2 separate regions of the Homo sapiens genome follow, and region 1 is linked to region 2. A link is a loop called in an ENCODE intact Hi-C map of the cell type or tissue named here. Cell type or tissue: Calu3. All regions are shown on one strand. Each heading gives the region's core, and the rest is flanking DNA. Links, peaks and the distances in the headings are about the cores only. Region 1 overlaps CACNA2D3 (calcium voltage-gated channel auxiliary subunit alpha2delta 3). Region 2 overlaps CACNA2D3 (calcium voltage-gated channel auxiliary subunit alpha2delta 3).

Region 1 (12,226 bases), core at 1,677-9,676, 230 kb before region 2:
TGTGCTGAATTAACCACAGAGTCCCCCTAGGAAGTCGAAACAGCCCATACCCAAGGCTCCATTCAAAGTGCTTTTTCTGGGACTTAGTAAGGGAAAGTGTTTCCCATTGAGCTCCCTGTGTATGTATCATCTTTGCCTTGTTTATTGCAATAGTGACTTAAGCCTCCCAACCAACCTGTCCAAAACCTTCATTTTCCCGAGGCAATGGTCTATGAAACTTTACTGCTCATCTGCTTTCTCAGGTCCTGTTTTGTGGGCAAGAATGCTGGGTTAAGAGAGGAAGAGAAGGAGAGGCAGAGGGGCTGAAGTGTGAAGAAGAGCACTTTGTATTCTTTTTTAAAAAGTCCTCGAACTCAGCCCTTGAATAGTGCAGTATAAATTTGAGAGATGATGGCTATTAATACTATGCTTCTTGTGTAGCAGCTTTTAATCCAGGATGTCAAAATACATCAATAACACATTCTTTTTCCATTTCTCCACTTCATTTGTAGGGAGGAACTGGAGAGCATCTCCAGAGAAAATGTTACTGCCTTGGTCCCCAGCAGAAGCACAAGAAAACAACCTGAATTTGATAATTTTATCCATTCATTTATTCATTCGTTTATTCAACAAACATTTTTGCATCTTGCTACTCTGTCCAGGTATCATGCCGGCTCTTGGATTAGAAGAACAAGCAAAATAAGATTGCACCCTCGTGGAGATTACAATCTAATGTGAGAATCAGGCATATCTCAAATAATTAGACTAATGCATGCAAGTCTCCTTGCAGTTCCATGAAGGAATGCTGATAGTTCATGACCTGAAGACCTGCTCTGGTCTGGGTTCGGAGGAGGCTTGCCAAGGCATGATTCTTTACTGAGACCAGAGGGATGAGGAATTACTATGACAGAAAGGTGGAAGAGGGGTCCCTGGACCCTTTGTGCTGCTGTGACCCTTTCCTGTCCTGGTCCAGCGTCACCCTCACTGCTCCTCCTTGTGTGAGTTCAGGGACTTATCCTGTACTTTCTTCTTGGCCCTTCGTTCTCTTGTTTCTACTGCCCCAAACTCCCTCCCTTGCCACTATAGCAGCTTGTTAAATTCTCAGTCTTCCTGGCCTGATTCTTTAGTTCAGCAAAGAGCTTTTCAGTTCCTGCTATGCCAGGGGCTCAGTGCTGGGCTCTCAGTTGCTACTGCCTTCAGGAAGCCTTATTCCAACCTCCTCCTCTTTGTACCTCACTTTGTTCATTATAGCTGACCTTGATTTCTAATTACTGTTGTAGTATCCGTGGGCCCTTTCCTCAGCTCCACAAGTGTTTCGAGGCCCTTTTCTCATCTTTGTTTTCCTCTTGGCTCCTTAGGGCAAAGCCTGATGATGGTGATGATGATGATGATGATGATACACTACTACTTGTTGAACATTTAATGTAAGCCCAGACAGCATTCAGAATACCTAAGACATATTACCTCACTAAATCCTCACAACCCTGTGAGCAAGCTACTCTATTACCATCCATATTTAACTGATGAAGAAGCTGAGGCATGGAATATGTTAATTGGCTTTCCCAAAGCTATTTGGCTAGGAGGCAGTAGAGCCAGGATTCCACAATGGGCATTTTGACTCCAGTGCCTATGTCTGTAACCACTATACTATACTTCCTTTCTCTCATGGCCTGCATTTGTGGAGTTGTATCTGTGAAAATGATTGTGCTAGTTAGGGACAGGTATAAGCCATCCCTCTCCCTGAGTGTGTACAAGTACAACAACCCTGAGTGATAAGGAGTAACTAGCTAACACTGGTTCTCCAAGTACAGTGAAAAGCAGGCTGTGACTAGGTTTCTTTGCTCCAGAATTTGTTCCCATCACAGGAAGTAGGTAGCAAGGCTAAGACACACACTGGTTATACCAGCAACAACTGCTTGGTTCTGGCCAAATTCTTTTGTCCTAGTTGCTTTTCTTCCCAGGATTGAAGAAGCTCCCAGGGCAGTTGTCATGTAAGTGGCTTCCCCTCAACACAAATGCTGAGTTCATTATTGCAGGTGTGGATGTTTTGTATGATGGCACGGGCTTCAGAAGTGCTAGAGACAAGAATTTCCTTGTGTTCATGTATAAATGCTGGATGACTGCTGGGAAGAAATAATAACTATGATCAACTTGGAGCTTTTAAAATTATAAAACATTGCCTGTTCACTATGGAAAATTTTGGAAATAATGGATAAATCAAAAAGCAAGTAACAACAAACTGCTATCCCATTATTCTGGCCTTGTCATTGTTAATTTTTTTATTTTTATTTTTATATTTTTGAGATGGAGGCTTGCTCTGTCGCCCAGGCTGGAGTGCAGTGGCGTAATCTCAGCTCACTGCAAGCTCTGACTCCCGGGTTCACACCATTCTCCTGCCTCAGCCTCCCAAGTAGCTGGGACTACAGGCGCCCGCCAGCATGCCTGGCTAATTTTTTGTATTTTTAGTAGAGACGGGGTTTCACTGTGTTAGACAGGATGGTCTCGATGTTCTGATCTTGTGATCCACCTGCCTCGGCCTCCCAAAGTGCTGGAATTACAGGCATGAGCCACCGTGCCTGGCCGATTGTTAATATTTTGATGTATTTCTTTGAGTCTTTTTTCTTTTGCTTACATGTATGTATATTTGTGTATATGTATATGTACTTTACATAAATGAGATCATATTGTATCAGCTATGTTATAATGGGAAGATATTTTAAAGCAGATTCAGGCAGTACTGTAGGGACCACAAAAAATGCTGCTTTTTCATATGATAGATAAAATTTATCCTCTTCTTTGAAAAATTGGAATGTACCAGATGATACAAAAAGAAAGAAATTTCTGAATCTTATGATGCAAGAATATTCACATTAAAATTTTGCAGCATTTCTTTCAGGCTGCTGAAAACTGAAATCAGATTGTCAACATAAAGTTATTTTGCATTTTCTCCCAACTGTATCTTATGAGCATATCCCCTATTACTCATCATTTTCCGAAATGATTTGTGTTCTGGCTACAAAACATTTCCCCCTGGGGATGTTGTGTGGCTGTGTCCCCTTTTCCCCAGTGTGGAGCATGAAGGTTGTTGCCCAGGTTTCCCCCAGTGTAAACAGTGCTCTGATGAACATCTTTTCTGTCTCTGTGAATTTGATTACTGATTATGCCCCTCAGAGCATCCTCATAAGGGGATTCACTGTGCCAAGGGTGTGAACTTCATCAGCGCTCTCCATTCTCGCTGCCCTGTGTGTGTGCATTGCATGTGCATATGTGAAATTCTCCTCTTTGTTTCTCTTGTAGTATCCAGCTCTGTGTCTGACACAGGCTTGCCTGGGAGACCAGACAGATTTGGTTGGACCAAATGGCCTTTACTCTTCCTTATATAGGCAAGATAATCAACATAAGATGCAAAGCCAGGCTCTGGGGCCAGGCATACCTGGGTTCAAATACTGGCTTTGCTGCTTACTAGTTGTGTGGATTTGAGCAAAGTACTCAACTTATTTGAGTTTTAGTTTGCTAAGGGAAAAATAATATGCACTTACGGAGTTATTATGAGGATTAAGTGAAATAATACATGTCAAGAGTTTAGCAGAGAATTGAACACACAGTAAGGGCTCAGTAATGCCAAGTGTTTTTATCATTTTTACTGTTTATTCCAACCTTCAAGCTTAGGACTATAGGAATTCGATTCATTTAAAAAACTTCTGCTGTTTTTAACAGAATTTAAAGATATTCAGAGATTAGTTGTGTGTTTGTTTTAACTACTCGCTGTGGTTTAGAGAGAGGTCTCAGGGTGTCAAGCTTCACTTTAAATATCTCTTTATAGGATCTCCCAAAGACTTTGAGATTTTAGATTGGCTCCTACCCTAGAAGACTGGCATTAAAAAGATAGACCAAGATCTAAGTGTTGGCTGGGACAGAGCAAACTGTCTGTTTAAGCTCCCAAATGCAGTTGTTTTAGCAGTCTAATAAATTAAGGGTAACAGTAATAATAGGAATTAACAATGGCTAATTAAAATGCGGTAAGTTGCCAATTATGTAATGGGGTCTAAACCCCGGAGTAAATGGAGATATTTGCAGATGCGAAGTTGCGCTGTGCACGGTGGTAGGGGACCAGGGTGTTTTGATAATGAAAGTACCCTGGATGTGTGTGTGTGGAATTCTGGAGCCTGGTTGCCAAACTGCAAGCTCTTTACTGCTAGCTTGAAAAATGGGGAGCTCTAGACACTGTAAAGAATTGCAGTTTTTTTCTTTTAGGGAAGTGTCCCTCTCAGCCATTTAATATCACTAAGATGTCTAAGAAAGAAGAAGGATTCCAGGTGGTTTCTGAATGACAGGCTTGTTATATGCAGCAGAGCCTAGCCCTGCATGGCATATCCCCACATCCTGGGGGCTCTGCGATCTACGTTTCTCTGGGTAGGGTCTGCCCTGTGCCTGTCTTTAGCACTGGTCATCCTCAGCACCCAGTGCAGGGCGCAGCATCCAGAGACTGCATGAAGTCGACAAGTGAGATAGACCAACAGGCAACTTTTCAATAGGGAGACCCCTGTCTGCTTTCAATTATGGAAGAGTGTCCACTTTTATCTTTTTCAGTATTGCTTCGTCATTGCCTCTCTTCTCTCCGGGATGGCTGTTGGAGCTTTTCATTTTAGCCTTCACGTCTCTTAATATCGCTTTCATATTTTCTCTTTATCTTTCTGCACTGCATTTTGAGGGGTTTCATCAGTTTGTCTTTTTTTCACCTACTTTCTCTTCAGGTGGGCCTAATCTCACTGTTTTTACTTGCTTATATATTTTTTAAAACCTGTATTATATTTTTCACTTCTAGAATTTCTATTATGGTTGTTATTGTTGTTGTTATTTAAATAGGTCTTTTTTCCTGGTTCTCTGTTCGGGATGGGGCAGCCCTCTTCCCTGCTATCCTCATTCCTGCAGCCTTGACTTCTGCCCTTGACCTGGTGTTAAACCCTAGCCCTAAGCCCTGTATGCAGTACTGCTACTCCTGGGACTTTCTTGAAGGCGCTGGTCCCTGGGTGTAACTGTTATGAATTTGTTGGCTAACTTCCTTCCAGTCTGTGACCTCCACTACACTCGAGGTGACCTTGGCCTCTAGTTCCCGAGCACAGGGACTGATGCTGAGAGTGGCTTGGTACATCCACGGATAGTGGGGACAAAGGCAGGCCTTTTGGGAACAATGCTGCTCTCTTTCCCACTGCCGGGAGAGCAGGAGGCTTAGCTGCAGCTGATAAGCTAGGTCTGCCCAGCTCTGCCCACACAAGTTCACTGGCAGGGGAGCAATGTTTGTGTCCAGTCTCTCACTCTTCCTCTGTAGGGTTTGGTGCATGTTACCATTCCATGGGCTGACACAGGAATGTGGGGAAGGGGGGCGTGGCCTAGTGTGTCTCTTTGATGAGTGAGCTCCACAGAGTTCTCCACACATCCAGCAGGGCCCATGGAAGCTACAAGGGAGTGTGGTCTTTCTGAGCCGCATGTGCACAGAACGTCTTAGGGGGAGGCCCTGAGGGAGTCTGCGGGGTGTCACCGTTAGGGCCCCTCCATCCCCGTTGGCTCCTGGGCCCTGTTTCCCGCCTGCGATTGCCACACTTTGTCACAGGGTGGCAGCAAGAGGCAGACGTGGAGGCTGCGCAGGGCTCTGTCACAGTTGTGGACACTGCCAGGCTGCACGCCTGCCCCTCCTGGAGCTTTGGACAGATGTCCGGGCCAAGGCTGCGGCTGAAGGCCTTCTCTTACCTGCATGAAAGTTTCAGCAAAGAGGGAAAATTTCCCCTTTCAGTGAATGAGGCTGATAATATCCCTAGATTTCCAATTTGCCTTTTCTGCATCAGAACCCATACCTTTTTCAGAGGAACAGTGCACGCCTACCAAAAAAGATGAAAAATAAATGTCAGAGTGAGAGCTGGGGGTGAGGGGACAGCTGGGAATTCCCCCTGCACTGCCTGCTGGCTGTCACTTGGGTGTGTGGCTTTGCTCTTCTGGGCCTTAGTGTCCCCATCTGTAAAATGAGGAGACCAGTCACATCTGAGTAGTGAGGCTGACGTGTGAAGTAAGGACCTTGAGTGTCTAAGGCCGTCAGCTTGGCACAGAGGAAGCGTTGGCTCTTCTGACTCTAAAAACCAGTATTTGGCATATATGGAATTAGCAGACGAAAGGAATCAGAGGAGCCCTTGCTTGGAGAATTTCCCACTAATCTCTGGTAAAGGAGGGACCAAAACAGACTCCTTTCTTCTCCCTCCCTCCTTTCCTTCCTTCATTCCTTCTTTGCTATTGTCAGTGGTATCCCATGGTAGAAACAATGACAGACTTTGGCTCCAAATGGCCTGGGCCAGAGCCTGACTCTTCCATACTCTGTGTGACCTTGGGCAAGTTATGTAACCTTTCTGTGCCTCTGTTTCCTCCCCTGTACAATGGGGATGCTTGTGAGATTTTGGTGAGGATTACAGTGTTAGTGTAGATAAAGCCTGGAACATGGTAAGCCCTGTATTACTGTTTGCTTTTATTGTCCTGCTTGACTCTGAGAGCCAAGGTGGGCTTTTCCAAAGGCTTCAGAGGTAGTTATGATGGGAAGATTTTTCTGTTTGTTTGTTTGTTTTTGAGACGGACTCTTGCTCTGTCGCCCAGCTGGAGTGCACTGGCACCATCTCGGCTCACCACAACCTCCGCCTCCTGGGTTCAAGCAATTCTCCTGCCTCAGCCCCCCGAGGAGTTGGGACTATAGGCGTGTGCCACCATGCCCAGCTAATTTTTATATTTTTAGTAGAGACAGGGTTTCACCATGCTGGCCAGGCTGGTTTTGACCTTGTGATCCGTCCGCCTTGGCGTCCCAAAGTGCTGGGATTACAGGCGTGAGCCACTGCGCCCAGCTGATGGGAAGGTTTTTATGCCACTGGCTTCCGCGATGGCCCAAACATGCTCCTTGACATGCCCACGGGCTCTTAGCTCCAGATGTCTCCTTCATTCTTGCTACCCTTCCATATACTACATACAGTGCTGGGATGCAGAGACCAAGCTGAGGTCCCTCCCTTGAAGGGCTCACAATGTGGAGGGACAGGTAGACACAGAATCAGACTTCAGAATGGTCAGAAATGCCTTCCAGTACAGGCTGCAGACCCAGGGAGAGGAGCCACTTGGTTAAATTTTGGGAGGCATTGGGGTGCAGGAGACCTCAAAAAGGTGACTGTGGAATCAGAACTAGGCGCTGGAATGGGCTTGCCAAGTGAAGAACGTGTTCCCCACTGGAAGGCAGCTTGGACACTAGCATGTGGCAGGGGGTTGGGGTTTGCAGGGTCAGAGTCAGTGTGGCCTGAGCCCTCATATAGGTGAAGCGAAAAAGGAGGTGGAGTTGGCCAGCAGGTCAGGAACCAGTGGACCACAGGTGGCTGTGTTTTCATGTCAGATAAGAAGCTTTCACCGTGGACTGGGTGGAGGATCTGACCAGTTTTATGCCTTAAGAAGACAGCTCGGGCCGGGTGCGGTGGCTCACGCCTGTATTCCCAGCATTCTGGGAGGCTGAGGCAGGCAGATCACTTGAGGTCAGGAGTTTGAGACCAGCCTGACCAACATGGTGAAACCCCATCTCTACTAAAAATACAAAAATTAGCCGGGTGTGGTGGTGGGCATCTGTAATCCCAGCTACTCAGGAGGCTGAGGCAGGAAGATCACTTGAACCCGGGAGACAGAGGTTGCAGTGAGCTAAGATCGTGCCATTGTGCTCCACCCTGGGTGACAGAGCAAAACTCCATCAAAAAAAAAAAAAAAAAAAAAATAGACAACTCAAGCACCAACCAATACAGATCACAGGGAGAAGTGAGGGATCCTGAGGGGAGCGAGACAGTCCAGTGGTGAAGGTTTTATGCCACGACAGTGAGAACTGCAGAATGTGCACTGGGGAGATGTTCTGGAGGTAGAATCCATACTTGTCCCTGACATTTGTGGACTCAGGGAAGGAGCAAAATCGCAATGTCCTCAACCTGTGGCCCGACCCCTTTCTTGGCCATCCTCCTGGCCCTAATCACTACAGCAAGGGGTCCCATGTGCACACACACACACACACACACACACACACACATATGTGTGGAGCCCTCAGCTTGCATAAATCTATGCTACCTCCACCAGCCACCTCTTGGCTGCCTTGGGCCTAGGGTTGCACACATAGGCAGTGTTGTCTGCCCTCAGGAGGACCACCTGGGAAAGGGGCCCACACAAGTCCAAGAAGCAAGCTCAAGGCAAACATTTGGTTGGGGACTTTCAGGATCCCTGAAAGTATTCGGAGTGAGGCGTAGATGAGGAAGGGTGTGGGTTCCGGGTTGGCATGTCCCCTTGGCCCACAGACTCCTCCTCTCTTTGAGAGGATGTGGCTGTAGGAAGGAGACAGGGGACCCTCTGATGCCTGGAGCCCAGGGCAGGGCCTTCAGTGGCTGGGTGGTCTCATCAGCCAAACAAGGAACACATGACGAGGAGCAGCTTGTAGGGTGAGGACAGCAAGCTCGGTCCCCAGTGTGATGTGTTTTGGGTACCCACAGCAGTGTACCTCCAGGTTCTCTGAGATTTAAAGAAGTTTGGTTAGGGGGAAGACGGACAGTGTCTGGCTCTTGAATGAGTGCTTCACTGTGTACTATTTTAGTAACAGAGAGGGCTGTCCTGAAGTATCTGTCTCTCTCTCTCTCTCTCTCTCTCTCTCTCTCTCTCTCTCTCTCTCTCCCTCCCTCCCTCCCTCCCTCCCTCCCTCTTCCTCCCCCCTTCCTTCTTCCCTCCCCTCCCCCTCTGTTTCTCTCTTTATCTCTCTGTCTCTGTCTCTCTTTCTGTCTCATATGGAAACACATACAAGCACACACAAGGACTAGTAACAGATTTGACCTTCTCTGGGGAAGTTCAGTTTTGGGGATTTGCTTCCCTCCATAGAAGAAAAACCCCCAAAACTTCTGGTGGTCTCTAGGGAGACAAAACAAAATAAAAAAGATGAAAAACCCCTAGAACTCCAGTTTTAGGATGCAGTTTACCTGCTGGGAACTGAATTTGTCATTTTCTAGTTTTTCCTTTTCAGTTTCTACTTTAAATGTTAAAGGTCTAAACTTTGGGAAATACTTAGGGGATTTTGAAGGAAAAATATAATGAAAATGAAAGGCACAATGGAATCTTTTCATTCCAGGGGCAAGAGTATGGAAATGAGTGAAACCCAAGTGGCTCTCCTCAGCCCCCTTCCCTCTCTGGAGAAGGGCAGGGACTCCACAGGCCTGGACACCTCATTCCTGTCTTGCTTCTTCAGCAGTGTGACTATGTAGTCTAAGTTTGGGAACATACTGGTATCTCTGGGAGCCATTATGAGGGCTCACCAAATAACTTGGGACATGGTAAATCCTCAATAAATGGTAATGTCATTATTATTTCTCTTATTATAATTACTACAATTTAATTCCTTTAAATGGTAGAGCCATGGTCAAATTACCCTGGAAGAGGCGTAAGTCATACATGAAAACAAAAATACTAGAGAGGAATAAACAAAATGATAATTATAATTGAGCCAGGAGGATTAGGATGTATTCTAAGAGGAGATAACTCTTGGTGTAGCTGTGGAATTGGTGCTTAATACATGATGGATGGATGGATGGATGGATGGATGGATGAGTGGGTGTATGGAGAAAGGGACAGAGAGGTGAGTGAATGGATTGGATGGATGGGTGAATGGATGGGTGGGTGGGTGGATAGACGAATGAATGGATGTAGGGTTGGATAATGGATGGATGGGTAAATGGATGGATGAGTGGGTGGATAGATGAATGAATGGATGTAGGGATAGAGGATAGATGGATGGGTGAATGGATGGATGTGTGGGTGGATAGATGAATGAATGGATGCAGGGATGCATTAATGGGTGGATGGGTGAATGGATGGATGAGTGGATGGACAGATAGATGAATGAATAGATGTAGGGATGGGTTAATGGGTGGATGGGTGAATGGATGGGTTGGTGGATAAGTAGATTAATTAATGGATGTAGAGATGGATTAATGGATGGATAGGTGAATGGACCGGTGGGTGAATAGATGAATGAATGGATGTAGGGACGGATAATGGATGGATGGGTGAATGGATGGATGGAGAGATGAGTGGATAGATAGTTGGGTGAATGAATGGAGTGGACAGGTGGATGAGTAGATGGATGAATAGGTAGAGGGATGGATAGTTGGGGGAGGGAGGAAGGAAGGGATGGGTGAATGAATTTCTGAGTGGAGATACTTCAAATAACTGTGTTTTTCTGCTCTCAGGGGCCTTGGAATTATTGGCCATTCTCCTGGGCAGTTGTTCTATCTCCTCACCTAAGTCCATATATCTACTTGCTTTACCAGTGCTGGGGCAGTGAGCAAGGTCACCAGGATGCATGGGGGCAGTGTGACCCCCATTAAGAGGGATGTTTTGTTGCAACAATGCTGAGAGAATGATGTGTCCATGGACCAGGGACATACTTGCCCCAGCAGTTGGCATACTTATTCTTCTGTGATCTGTGCTATGCTGCCTGCTCCTTAAGCCCTTCCTGTGTAGTCAGGTGTCATACACAAAGCTACCTTCAGCCGCCTTTTCTGGACTCCGTCTCCATTCCTCTGCCTTTATCTCCCCCTGCCCCCAGGGAGAAACCCTGTTTTCTCAGCCATCCTCTTTCCTGCCTCCTCATTGTTGCCCATACTGTTCCCTGCTAAATCCTCGTAGAGCTGTTACTATTTCAAGCACCTTTGCAGGTCCTGCTCAAATGCCACCTCTTCTATGAAGCCTTTGCTAAGCTCCTTAAAGGGGTTCTGATTAGAAACATGTTTATGCTACTATGATCCCGGTCTACACCATTCCCACAGGCTCTCCAGAATGCTGATCCAAGATTGACTTGTGTTTGGTTATCTGTGCCCTTGGGTCTCTCTTGGGACACTGAGCTCCTTCCTAGAGGGCAGAGACTGTCTGCTTCAGCTCTGTCTCCCACGTAGCCTGGCACCAACATGTAGTGGTTAATATCCCAGATCATTCTCATCTCAGAAGCGGGGGCATTGTGCTGTGGTTGAGTGCGCTACACGCCACACCTGTGGATTTCGATCATTGGGTGTGTGCCTGTTTCTTTAAAAGCTGCATTCCTATTGGCAGATCTTCTGATTTGATAGGACTTTAAAATGATGCTCACTTAAAAAAAAATCCATGAGCGACTTTGTCTTCTCTTCAAAATCTTTGATTCAATGCATATGAGCCCATCTTGAACAGTCTAGCAAATAGTAGGTGCCTCAAATATTTCTAAAGGAATAAGTGGATTTTTCTCAGAAGCTGTTCATTTGTCCACCTCGTGGCCCAGGGAGCAGTGGCCTGGGCGATGGACGCACTGAGTGGTAAGTGAATCAATCAAGGGCCCAGAGAGGGAGAGGCAAAGGCAAAATGAAACCACAGAATGCAATTGTCCTGTCTTCCCTTCTTAATGTTTAATAGTGTTTATGGGACAGTGACACATGGAGAAATATTTAAGAGACATTTATAGATATTTTAAAGTATAACTTATGATTGATCTTTTTAATACCAGAAGAATTTGTATTTAAGTGTGAGAAAAAAACTCTGTGGCTGTGTGACTCAGGGCTTATTTTTCATGAGAAGATTGCCAGGGGAGCCCCTCTTGCTTCTTGAACTTCTGGAAAGCAAGAGAGGTCCCCTGGGAAGGAGCTTTCTCTAAGTTGGATGCATACAGGTGACACTCATGATGTGGGCAGGAATCCAGGGCTTGGGAGAGCTTTATCACACTTGCTTCCTCATTGTATTGTGTAAATGAGCCACAGGCCCACTGAGACCCCAGTCTCTTTTTGGAGAAGAATGCAAACAGATTCTTCTATATTGAGGACCCATGGTGCAGAATGTGCAGGGCACAGGGTATCAGGTCATAGAGAAGTTGGTAGCTCTGTGACCTTGGGCGGGTATAAGTTGCTGTTCTGGGCCTGAGTGTCCACGTCTGCAAAAAAAATGACAGTGCTCTCCTGGGGAAAGGTAAGATCATATGTGAAAGCTCTGACCACAGCAGTTGATAGAGGAAAAAGTCAATGTCAGCAGCCTGCCTGAATCCTTTACTTGAAGACAGTGAAAGCAGACAGTTAGGAAAGGAGAAATGCACTCATATTTATTTTGCAGCAAAAATAAATATCTAAGTGAGAAATGGGTGGCCCCTGGACTTGTGGGCTTGTGGAATAACTCAAACCTTATTTATTCAGTCAACATT
Region 2 (12,226 bases), core at 1,840-9,839:
TGTAATCTCAGCACTTTGGAAGGCCGAGGTGGGAGGATCGCTTGAGCCCGGGAGTTCTAGACCAGCCTAGGCAATGTAGGGACTTGTCTCTACAAAAACAAACAAACAAACAAAACCCCAAAACAAATAGTAGTTATTTGATTACCTATTCGTCTCCTTTACTATTTTGTGCAGTCTTCAAAGGGAGATCTTACTAGTCTTTGCTTAATAAATAATGGTTGAACTTCTGAGGGAGAGAAAGAAAGAGAAGGGGAGAGGGGCAGAGAGAGAGTGAAAGAGCAGGAGAGTGAGCACGGAAAGGAGGAGAGAGAGTGAGTGAGCACAGAACAGAGACAGAGAGGGAGAGAAAACCCAGGTAAGTCACTGATCTTTTCTGCTTCATGTAAACTTGAATTTCCATTATATAACTGGCATATGTAGTGTAATCAGTTTAATAATCAGCATACGTGTCCTGCTCCAAGGTAATATTTGGGGGTAGGGTTCTTTTTTTTTTTTTTTTTTTTTTTTTTGAGGCGGAGTCTCACTCTGTCACCCAGGCTGTAGTGTAGTGGCACGATCTCGGCTCACTGCAAGCTCCGCCTCCTGGGTTCACGCCATTCTCCTGCCTCAGCCTCCTGAGTAGCTGGGACTATAGGCGCTTGCCACCATGCCTGGCTAATTTTTTGTATTTTTAGTGGAGACGGGGTTTCATTGTGTTAGCCAGGATAGTCTCTATCTCCTGACCTTGTGATCCTCCCGCCTCAGCCTCCCAAAGTGCTGGGATTACAGGTGTGAGCCACTGCGTCCGGCCGGCAGTAGGGTTCTCTTATAGCTATCCTTCTTGCTATGTTAATTACCTTGCTTACAATCCCCCCAAATAGTGAAAGCTTAATTAATAGAATTGAAGTAATAACAATAAGTATACATATATCAGTGTCTAAGGGATCTGACAGGTCACCAAAAGAGTTGTTGAGTTTCGTTTGTTTGTTTCAGGCTTGAGACTTTACAAAGGAGCATTGTCCTCTTAAACAAACAAACAAACAAACAAAAAACTTGTAAAATAATTTAATGACACAAACCTTAAAAAAAAAAACAGTGGTATAGAGTAGAACTAAGTTCATTTTGCTGGTGGGTGGGATTCGCTTTGACAGTGACAGGGAGCCGTGGTCGTGCAGGCAAGTCACCTGCATGTGCTCAGTGGTGTGGACACTGCTTTAAGTGACTGCCGGCGGGCCTGAGGAACCGGACAAGTCAGGGCCTTGACTTCGTCATAATCTCTTTCCCATTGTCCAGCTGCTGTCCCCACTGGACCCCAGCCTCTGACCACCCTGGATCACCTTTCCTCTGACTCCTCTTTTATTTAGGATGAATCTCAGCCCTTAGACTGATGGTCCAGGCTGGTCCCAGCTCTCCTCTCCACCCTTATTTTATTTGCTGCCCAGACAGGTGTGCCCTCCATTCCCCAAGGGCGTGTCGGCCTTTCCCACCTGGGACATCTGCCTTTTTTCTTCCGAACCTGCATCTGAAAGTTCATTCAGATTCTGTCTCCTCTGTGAAGTCTTCCTGGCCTCAGTAGTGGCAAGTCATCACTTTCTTGTTCAACCCTTATATCCCTATAACTCAGACCTCTTATTTGAAGTCTGGCAAATTGCATTAGGCATAGTTATTATATTTATTATTACTAGATGTGACAACAAATTCCTACAGTGCAGACTGCGATAAGTAATTTGTAGCTCCCTTCAGTGTGTGGCCGTGTTTCTTCCATATAGTAGATGCTTAATAAATATTTTCTGACTAATTAGCTTCATGCCCCTTAAGATTAGATGTTCTTAATTAAACTTGTATCTTCACGTAGCATATGAGCAATGGGAAAATCATTTTTGGAATGAGGTGGGCTATAAATAAACAGTAATAAATTATTATAAGCCTTTCAAAATGTTGTTGCAAATCTATGATCTTTTTCTCCATTTGGTATTTATTTACCCTAGAAGTGAGAACCCTTTTAATTAGCAGTATTCATATTTTAGCTTCGGATTGAGCTAGAATTCTGCTAGATGCCATCAGACTTACAGTTCTTAGATGCCAGTAGTTGAATATTCACAATGTAACACGCTTCTAAGGATTTTAAAAATATGTTTAACTTACTTTTATCTCAATAATATTTATTTAGCGTTTCTTGTTCACAGTTATTGCAAATGACAGTAATTCATCTAGTTAATCTGAAATGGGTCGTTGTGCTAAAGACACATAAAAGATGCAATTAAGAATCCAATCCATATATAAGGAATGCTTAAAGGAGATTTCAGTCTCTCCACAGATTTGCCTAATCCCCTGGTGAGCGGATGAGAACTTTTCTTCTGTTCATGTTGACTGGCTGTCACAGTGGCACATTCTGTGGAGGTGGATTGTACCCACTAAGTTATTGGTGGCCAAGGACTTATTGTACCCATTAAAGAACACCAAACAACATTGCACTCTAATATACTAGAGACACTTTTTTGGTAACAGTTTTATTGAAATAGTCACATAGCATATAATTTTTCCATTTAGAGTATATAATTCAGTGGGTTTTTTTTTGTATATTCATTCAGCTGTACAACCATTACCACAATCAGTTTTAGAATATTTTTCTCACCCCCGACTCCAGAAAAAAAAAAAAAAAAACAGTACACTTTAACATTTTTCCTTCAATCTCAGCATTCCTCCCAGCCCTAGGCATCCACAAATCTTTCTGTTTCTATGGATTTGCCTTTTTTGGACATTTCATGTAAATGAAATAATACAATACATGGTCTTTTATGTTCTTTGATTTCTTTCACTGAGCCTACCGTTTTCAAGAGTCATCTGCTACATCTCAATATTCCTTTTATTGCTGAATGATATTCCATTGTATGGATACATTCCATTTTGTTGATCCATTCATCAGTTCTTGGACATTTGGGTTGTTTCCACCTTTTGGCTGTAATGATTGATGCTGCTTTGAACATTTGTGTATATGTTTTTGTGTGGACATAGGTTCTCATTTTCCTTGGGTGTGTATCTAGGAGTCGAATTGCTGGGTCATATGGTAACTCTTGTATTTAACCTTTTGAATGACTTTCCAAAGTGAACATACCATTTTACATTTCTAGGAACACTTTACTATGAGAAAATAGGGTGATATTTTACATAAGTGGGTTTCTACATTTGAAAACTGCTATATTAACTCACATTTCTGAATGTCTTCCATTGTTACTTTTTTCTAACAACTTCATCGAGATATAATTTACATATAATACAATTTGCTTATTTTAAGTACATAATTCATTGATTTTAGTAAATTTACCAAATTATATATGATTTTAGTAAATTTACCAAGTTGTTTTATACTGTGGTCATGGATGCACATCACATCGTGTGCATTTTCCTCTCTCCAATTTCCATCACTCAAGTAAGATCTCTCCTCCCATTGACATTTATTTGATCTATTTGTACTCATTTAACTTTGTGATTTATTAGCCCAAGTAGAAGCTGAGCCAAAGGGCTCAGAAAACTTTGTGGTCATCAAACATAAAATCAAGAAACTTCTGTCACTTTATTTTTTGTTCAAGTATCAGGAGGTTCACACTCTGATATCTTCAATTTTGAAGTCAAGAAATCTCCAAAAGTTGAAAGGTTTTTAATAACATGTTTGGTGGAAAAACGTGGCCTGAACTGACATGTGGATATGTTTAATATTTATTTGTTCTATTTAATATGAATAATTATTTGTCTACTATAGAAATGTTAATATTTGATTATGGGGTGCTGGCCCAGACCTCTCTGTGTATGAGTTATAACAAATATTTATCATTTTACCTTTCTAAAATCCAAATAATCCTGACCTAGGGTAGCATGCCTGGCCCCAAGGGCCTCAGAGATGGCTTTGTGGGCCTGGTTTGGTTTTCTTAGCCAGCGCCTCAGAGTGAACAAGCCATCAACTCCTTTGGACTGTTAAAGGGAAACTTAAAAACTTAAAAGCCACTAAAGTTCAAATATATTTTATGAATTAACTTCAGCTACGTGGAATTGCTGGTATTCAACTGTCTTAACTCACAAAGTGGCGTTTTTGTTGGGTTTGCCATTTCTCTGTGTGTCTTTTTCACAGTGAAAGAAGAGGGTGGGTGGCAGAGAGGGGAGCATGGAGTATTGTGCTGGAAGCAAGACTCCACTCTGGTCATGTCAGAGCCTTGGAGAGTTGCCAGAGTCCCTGCTGCAGGATGTAGGGTGAGGAGGGGAAAATACGAGCAAAACATTATGAGCCCCTAGAACCATGCACGGGGTACAGGTGAGCATTGTATAGATACCAGGGAATTTCAGTTTCTACTGTCAGTTTACTTCTGTGTAAAATGGGTTTAGTCCTTCTTCATTAGCTCTCTGTCTTTTCTTTAAAAAAAAATCCTCAAATCTTTTATCACTTGCATATGTTCATACATCTGCTTATTTCTTTGTTATTTTGAAATAAAGTTATAATTAGGGTTGACAAAGGAGAAAGAGTTGAAGCTGAGAGAGTCAAGTGTATGAATAACGTTCCATAAAAATTCAAACCCTGTGTGTAATTTCAGTTCATTACCTGGGCATTAAAAACGGGAGAGCCAGCTTATCCTTTAAGCTAGCTTCTCATCCTTGGAAATTTAAAATGCTAAGTTTGGTTCCAGAGGGTGAAAATGTCATTCCTTGAATTCGAGAGGAATGTGTGAGAATTAGAATGGAAAAATAACAAAAGTGAATTTCAGGCACATACATTTCATTCATAACCCAGGCCCTTGTTTGACCCAGCCCCCTGGGACTCAGAAGTTCACATGCGTCCTATCATGCCAGTGCTGGTTCCCTCACTGCCCCATGTTTCAAGTTGGAGCAGTCATCTCTTGAAAGTCTTGGGCAAAGTTTAGAGTCTTGGCCTCAGGATTTTATTTCTGCACCTGGGGGAGGAAGGCTTTTTCTGAGGACCCTGAAGCCACCAGTGTCGTATTAATCGAAACCAGGGACTTGTGTAAAATGTTCAGGGACCAGAGTCAGGGCAATAGTCTTATTTTTCATTATTTGTTCTTGATTTCATTTGGAATAAGCTTCACATATAAGTGCATGTGGTTGACTTTCCCTTAGAGAAGTAAATAAGCCCGCTTGGTCTTATTACACAGGGTCCTTCAGAAGTCGAGTGACTCAGGTCATTTGGATTTTGTTTTCAAGGCCCCTGGTATGTTATGAATGAACAAATGAGAAAACAGTTGAAAACTGTGGTATGTTTTAAATATATACATTTCACAAATTGCTGCTTTTTAAGAAAGCATGCCTATATTATATATGTAATTGGTCTCTTCCTAAGCAAATTAAGGATACAGTAGAAAGAAATTATAATGCACTGTAGGCTGTGTGGTCCAGGAAAGGGATGCAACTTTAAACAACTTCTCCTTCCAGTGCCATGGTGTCTTTATGACTGTATCTGTAACCCCTTCAGGAAATAAGGTGGAAGGTTTAAGTTTAAGCCTCCTTTGAATTGGAGGCTTGCTCAATGGCTTTCTGATCCTTGGAGAGGATCCTGGAGTTGCCTTGAGCTGGGTCTTCTGGGAGCTTCCCAGGGCAGTTCTTATTACTACCTTCATTGCTATGAGCATGTTTTCATCTTAAAGCCTTCTTTCACCTTGCATTTTCTTCCTGCTGTGGCCCAAATCGGTTTCTCAATATAGGAATCTGGATGTTTTATCCCAAACTTCCATCCCTCCCACTTTCACAGCTCTCTGCACTTTGGCCCCTGCTCCTTCCTGTGCTCTGAAGTGGTTCTTACACAGGTACCCTGTGGATCACCCAGTCGTGTTTGATGAGAGAACAAAAACCCTTTAGGTTTTATTTTTTAAGGAATATCTTTAGGCGTTTCAAGTAGGCAGGGGTTTAATAAAGGGAATTAAAGGCTTATTTGATAGTTAGAAAAACTGAGGGAGTGAGGGTCAGGGAAACTGCTGTCTGAGTTGACAAATCTAGGAAGTGCTGCGGTTGCAGGAAGCCACCACCAACGATCTCCGGTGTCTGCAGCACGAGTGGGTAATTCGTGGGAGTGTGTCTGAATGACCAAAGATACCTGCCATCTGCACATGCCCACATACATGCCCATCACTTCAGCTGGAGAATATTGGTTTCTTCTCTTTCAGTTTGCAGACCTCTCAAGAATCTGACCTGGAGCCCTGCTCAGGGCGAGGGAGTCAAGAGCATGTGGTGGTAGGCCTCCAGCCCTACCGTAGAAGACACAGCTTAGATGGTGCTGAGAGTCAGCAGGCATTCTCCAACACACACTCTTAGTCACAAGATTGAATGGACTTCACTTTTAAAAACATTCTGTGCTTGTATTGCCTGGTCTTACTATGAGATTTTATCATACCTGCTAGCCCTTCTTTCGTTCAGTGTTCCTCCTGAGCTCAGCTCCTTCTCTGGTTGTTGCTGGACACCCCCTGGAGGCAGTACCAGGTAGTGAGTAAGGGCACCAAGCTATAGGTTGGTGAAAAAGTAATTACCTTTGCACCCACCTAATAGTTCCATCACTCTGCCTTTTCCCTTATTCTCTGTATCCTGTTGGCCTCCAAGTCCTGTATATTCCTCTTCCTAAATAACTTTCAGATGTTTTGTCTTCAATCTTTCTCGTTATTGTCTTGGATCACCTTTTGCTCATTTGAGAACATCTAGATAACATCAATAATCAATAATATTTGGTCTCCAGCCTCCTTTCTCACTAGCTCCCTGCCCCCGACACAGGCTCCCCTCCACATAATCTTCATATGCCAAGCCACTCATGATTGCCTGAACATGTCATGCCTTCTTTTGCCACTGTACTTGCAGTTCCCTCATCCTGGAAGGCCCTTCCTTTGTTTTCTGGGCTGGCTCTTGTCTTTCAGGTCTCAGTGTAGATGAGAAGGCTTCTTGTACCATACGTGAGGAGCCTCCTTGTACCCCGTAAGCCTGGTCTAGTTGCTCCCTTGGTGGTATGTAGGATTCCTTGCTTAGCTCCTGTTAGAGCCTTTATCATGTTGTGTTGCAGTTGTCTACTGGTTTCTTTCCCATCCTGGACTCTAATGTCCTTGAAGACAACAGCTGTGTCTTATAAACCTTATATTCCCAGATGAACACAGTGCCTGGCACCCAGTAGGGTGAGTAATAGATATTTTTTAATTTGTCCAACTGCATTTTGAGCACTAGCCATATTCTCAGTGCTGCTTTGAGCACAAAGTGCTCAGTCCTTTGTTAGGGGGTGGGGTGGGGGTGACATCCTTGAGGAGGAGTCATTTGAGCTGCAGAGTGACCAATGAGGGGCAGTCAAACATACAAGGATCTGGGACAAGAATATCCTTGGTCAAGAGAACAGCAGGATGACAGAGACAAGTTGGTAGTGGTCTGGGGCCAGAAAGATGGCTGGGGGTCAGGATCTGAGGGTACTGGGCCAGATCAAAGGACCTTTTGGGTCATAGTCATGATTAGTGGGAAGTCACTGGTGGGTTTCAAACAGGGAGTGCTGCCATCAGAATTGTTCTTAAAAGGCTTTTTCTGGCAACCATGTGAGATTGCCAGAAAAAGAATGGGATCCAGGGCACTGAGTGCCAACTGGACACTTGTTAGGATGCTGAGGGTTTCCAGAGAAGAGATGGCCGTGGCTTTGCTAGGGATATAACAGGGGAGAGGGTGACAAAAGTAGTGAAACATGGGGTGTATTTTGGAGGGAGAGCCCACAGGAATTGCTCATGGATTAAGGTATTTGTGGAATAAATGTCATTAAAGCAAGTGGTCTCTCTGCCTCAGTCTCTGTTCCAGGTTTATCCTTTTTAATTTTTTTCAGCACTGCCACCAGATTACTTTTAAAGGTGAATTAAAGTTCAGGTCTGATCACGTGGGTCTTATGGCCCATGAGACCTCCCGCTGCACACAGGCCACAGTACTCCTTAGCCTAGCTCAACACCCTTGCCTATCTGAGTCCCACTTGCCTGCCCTTTTGCACTCTTCCCCCTTCCCATTCCACACCTGCAGCTCTGCAGACAGGAGAGACTAGGCAGAGGGAGGCTCCCACCCTGGAGCCTTTGCTGCTCCTTCGCCGTCACCTCTCTCAGTCACCTGGCTAACTTCCACTCCTTTAACCCCAGCTTACTGTTGCATCATTTATGAGCATTCCTGCACTGGTGCTCTATGCCCTTCGCTTTCATAGTGCTATAACCTCTCTTCCCTTTGGTTTCCCTTTGGTGTAAAGTTAGGATGGTATCTGTGCTTTGTTTTATAGAGCAGTTGTGAGGATTTGCTGGATTCAATGACTAAAGCACTTAGGACAGCTTGGCACATAGGTCAGGCAGTGTGAAGCTCAATAATTGCTGTTATCATCTTGTGTGGCCCTCCTATTGTAGCCCACGCCACATTATCTAGTTATTTGCCTCTTCTCCCAACTGAACTGTGTGAGAGTGCCGTTATCTTCATTGCGTCAGCCCTTAGTGTAATTCTTCCCACATAATTAATCATCATCATCAGCAGCAGCAGCAAGATAACATTAGTGGACATTTACTCAATGCCAAGAACATTGGCTCAGAGAGGTATTATAAAGTTGCTGGAGTCAGGATTTGAATTCAGGTTGTTGGACCTCGGGGCTGTTCCCTGGACCAACACGATATATTCCTTCCCAAACTGAAGTTGCCTGGTAAACATTTGGTTGGATAGTTGGAAGGAAAGAACAACAAGGGAATTGGAACAGATTTTTCTCTGCATCAAATTTATATAAAAATCCATCTTGAGAAGGTAAAGTCTGAAAGGACATGGAAATTGTTAGTGTTATTTCATTTTCGAGGAGAAAGAAAAATTTTCTTCCCTGGCCATAGTTGGGGCCTGGGGGCAAGGAGCTGCCTGCCACACTCACCATCCTGTCCAGTGTCTCACAGGTGCCATCTGTCACAGGAGCTTGCTTTGGCAAACAGCTTAATTTCTGTGTTTGTGCCATTCTGAGGACATCAGTCAAACCCTTCCATAAAGGCCTTTGCCTCATTCCGTTTTCAGCCTCACTGATCACAGATTTTACCTCTGGAACTGAAAGAGTGGTGGATTCTGAAAACCCGCCCTTAAGGAGCAGATGCACAGCCTTGTGTTTTTGAACACAAGATTTGGAGTCCTTTTCTTGGCAGCAGAATTAACTTTCACATAACCTCCATGTAACTGTGAACTTGGGGAGTTGTTCCAAGTTCTCCCTATATGAGAGCCAACCGTGGGAGGCAGTGATTCTGGGAAGTTTCCTTGTTTCAATCAAGCTGTTTTATGCTGGAAAATCTTGTCTCTTCCTCTACCCTGTCTTAATAATATTTTACACTTGTGTGGAATCCTTTGGGAAATTTTTGTATGTATATTCTCACCAGATTCACACACTGAGGTACAGACTAAAGGTTTTATTATTTGTGTTCATCAGATTAGAAAACCAGGACTCAGAGAAGTTAAGACTTGCCCAGAGTCAGTGAGTAGGAAGACCTGGATTCAAACTCTTGTCTTTGATTTCTGAGACCTGTTCTGACTCTACTGTAACAAAATGTACCCCAAACTTCTTGAGGCCTAAGACTCAGTTATCTATTTATTGGGGTTCAGTTTTTGGTGATGTTCTTGTTACCTAATAGGTTCTCAACAAGTACTTGCTAAACTAAACAGAAGTGACAGAAAAGTGATACAACCAGGAATGGAAACTCTCTGCAGGACAGACTTCCTTACCAGTACCAACACCTTGTTATGTTGACTGTGACTTATCTGGGGCAGATGTCCCTGTCTTCCTTGGCTAGTTGGGCAATACCTTCAATACTCTGCCATGGTGAGTTCTAGTCAACACCTTCTGAGTAAGCCCTGGAAACGTATAATTAAGGGCTGGAACAGAATTTTATTCACCACAATCAGAGGCCTTGGTGATAGGAAATTTCCTTTCATTTTGGAGAACAAATGGTCATCCTTCAGGTCAGCGGTCCCCAACCTTTTTGGCATCAGGGATCGGTTTCATGAAAGACAGTTTTTGCATGGGGGAGTGAGGGATAGCTTTGGGATGAGGCTGTTCCACCTCAGATAATCAGGCATTAGTTAGATTCTCTTAAGGAGCGTGCAGCCTGGATCCCTTGCATGCGCAGTTCACAATAGAGTTCATGCTCCTATGAGAATCTAATGCTGATGATCTCACAGGAGGCTGAGCTCAGGCAGTGATGCTCGCAGGCCCTCCACTCACCTCCTGCTGTGCAGCCCAGTTCCTAACAGGCCACCGACCAGTACTGGTCCATGCTGGGGGTTGGGGACTCATGCCTCAGATGATGTAATGTCATAGTCCCCATTCATTGTGGACTATCCCCTTGGGAAGTTAAAGATAGTTCCATTGCCCACAAAAGAAATAGTGCAGTTACCTCAGAACTGAAGGGTCCTGCGGGGACTTTTTAAGTTTCATGGTTAAATAGCCTTGATTTTGATAATCAACTCTAAAACATTCCCAGGAGAGCTATGTAAGCAGAAGAACATCATTTAAAATACTTGGTCATTTGGAAAAATTACTTGGGCTCAAATCGAAGGTTGTCTCTTCTTCATACCTCTCCCTGAGCTGCCTTGGTCCTTGGGCAGCCCTTTGAACAAAGTTTGGCTGTTTCCATCTTCAGCAGCTTTGCAAATGTTGCACTTTGGCAAATGCAGGCTTAGATGTAGAATGCGATGGCTTTGGTTTGCAAATTGGCCATTCACACTGATAACGGGTATTAATTTAATCAGCCTCAAATTGATAACAGGTATCTCTTGTGGAAACAAAGATAATTTGTTATTGATTGTGATCATGTCTTCTGATGTAAACTCTAGGCTTATTTTGTCTTGTAAAAGGCCAGTGTAGCCTTATACAATCTGAAGGAGATAGGAAAGGGGAGGAGTGAAGGAAGGGAAGAAAGCTCCCCACATACATGCACGATGTGTTTTCTCTATTGTTCTGTTACCTGCTTTCTCTAGAAACTTTATAGATTAGCTTTTATAATCCACTTTGAAATGTTTGCCATTTTTAAAGCAGAAGCAATTTTTGCAGCTTTCAGGCAGAAGGTCATTTTATACGAAATGTTCATTCATGTGCAACAAAGCTTATTTCTTCTACAGGAACAAAGAAATAATGAAGGCTCCTTAAAAGCTGTGTTTCTCCAAAGAAATGATCACCTTGATAGTTGGTGATTTATATGTGCCATTTCTATTGGAATCGAAAAGTAAAAAACATTTGTATCAATAAGGATTACTGAATATTATTAAGGTTTCAGCTATGACTCTAACTGCAGTTGCAGCATTGCAGGGTGGCAGGGAAAGGTGTGTTGGCTTTCTTCTTGTCTAATTGTGTCCATTTCTGCAGGTTATTCATTTCGCCTTGGTTTATTATCTGATGGTCATCCAGTCATTGTTGTGGCCTCTGTGTAGGTCCCAGAGCACTAGCTGTTTCCAGAATATTTCTCTTAATTGCTGTTTCCAGAACATTTTCTTACCTCCAAAACTTTGTGTGAAATGTTCCTGTTGGCTGGAACGTTCTTTCAGCACTTCTCTTTCTCCTGCATCCTTCCTGTTCTCCTTCAGAGCTCAGCTTAAATGTCATGTCTTCTGGGAAGCTTCCTTGGCTTCCTGACAGCATTCTTTGTCACTTGTCCCTTCTCATTGAAATAGCTATTTTCCTTGTGTGTCCCTCACTATTCTGTAAACCATCTTACGTTTTTTTCATGGATCACTGGTGGTACCTCTCCGATACTTTGGGAAATACTCGTCTAATTGCTCTAGCTACAAAGCAGCAAAGATTAATCTACACTGTTAACGGAGTGATAAACAACTCTATCCCAAGGACAGAGGGGAAGGAATCTCAACACCAGAAGGAATGAAAATGTAAATCTGAACAACTTACTTTATTTCTCCAATGTAACAGTTCTTAAATGGATGATTTCTGACCCTTGGTACAAGACAAGAGTTTGAAATAAGTACGGGAAACAAATCAATCTCATTTTGCCTGGGTTCCTGGAAACATCTTTTGATGTGCTCAGTGCCCTTAATGAGGGTAGAGATTTTTCATTTTAATCCGTGATGGATTGAGTTTGAAATTTGTGACTGCAGAGAGGACTTAGATCTCCTCTGTCTTCACTTCTGTAGACTGTCAGCATGTCAAGTTCAAGCCCTGCTGTGTAACACGCTGCTAGGATCGCATTAGTCCCAGGTACACACTGATGGACAAATGGTGTAACTCCAACTC

The links. Peaks named below come from ENCODE experiments on the same cell type or tissue, not always from the same donor. Only the 100,000 strongest peaks of a DNase experiment are listed, where the experiment ranks them.
Region 1: it touches region 2 in a loop (17-fold over the local background); 50 of 110 quality-filtered maps call a loop at or near these places.

The regions. Positions count from the first base shown.
Region 1 is chr3:54,141,238-54,153,463 of GRCh38, forward strand. All of the region lies in intron 2 of CACNA2D3 (calcium voltage-gated channel auxiliary subunit alpha2delta 3), which reads left to right. Among named protein-coding and RNA genes, the nearest start is that of CACNA2D3, 25 kb to the left of the region's middle. In Calu3, for the core only: a CTCF peak has its summit at 5,594 (motif pointing right); a DNase peak (open chromatin) is centred at 5,614.
Region 2 is chr3:54,368,211-54,380,436 of GRCh38, forward strand. The region is part of intron 3 of CACNA2D3 (calcium voltage-gated channel auxiliary subunit alpha2delta 3); the gene reads left to right. Among named protein-coding and RNA genes, the nearest start is that of CACNA2D3, 250 kb to the left of the region's middle. In Calu3, for the core only: no CTCF peak of the experiment used is centred there; a DNase peak (open chromatin) is centred at 6,431.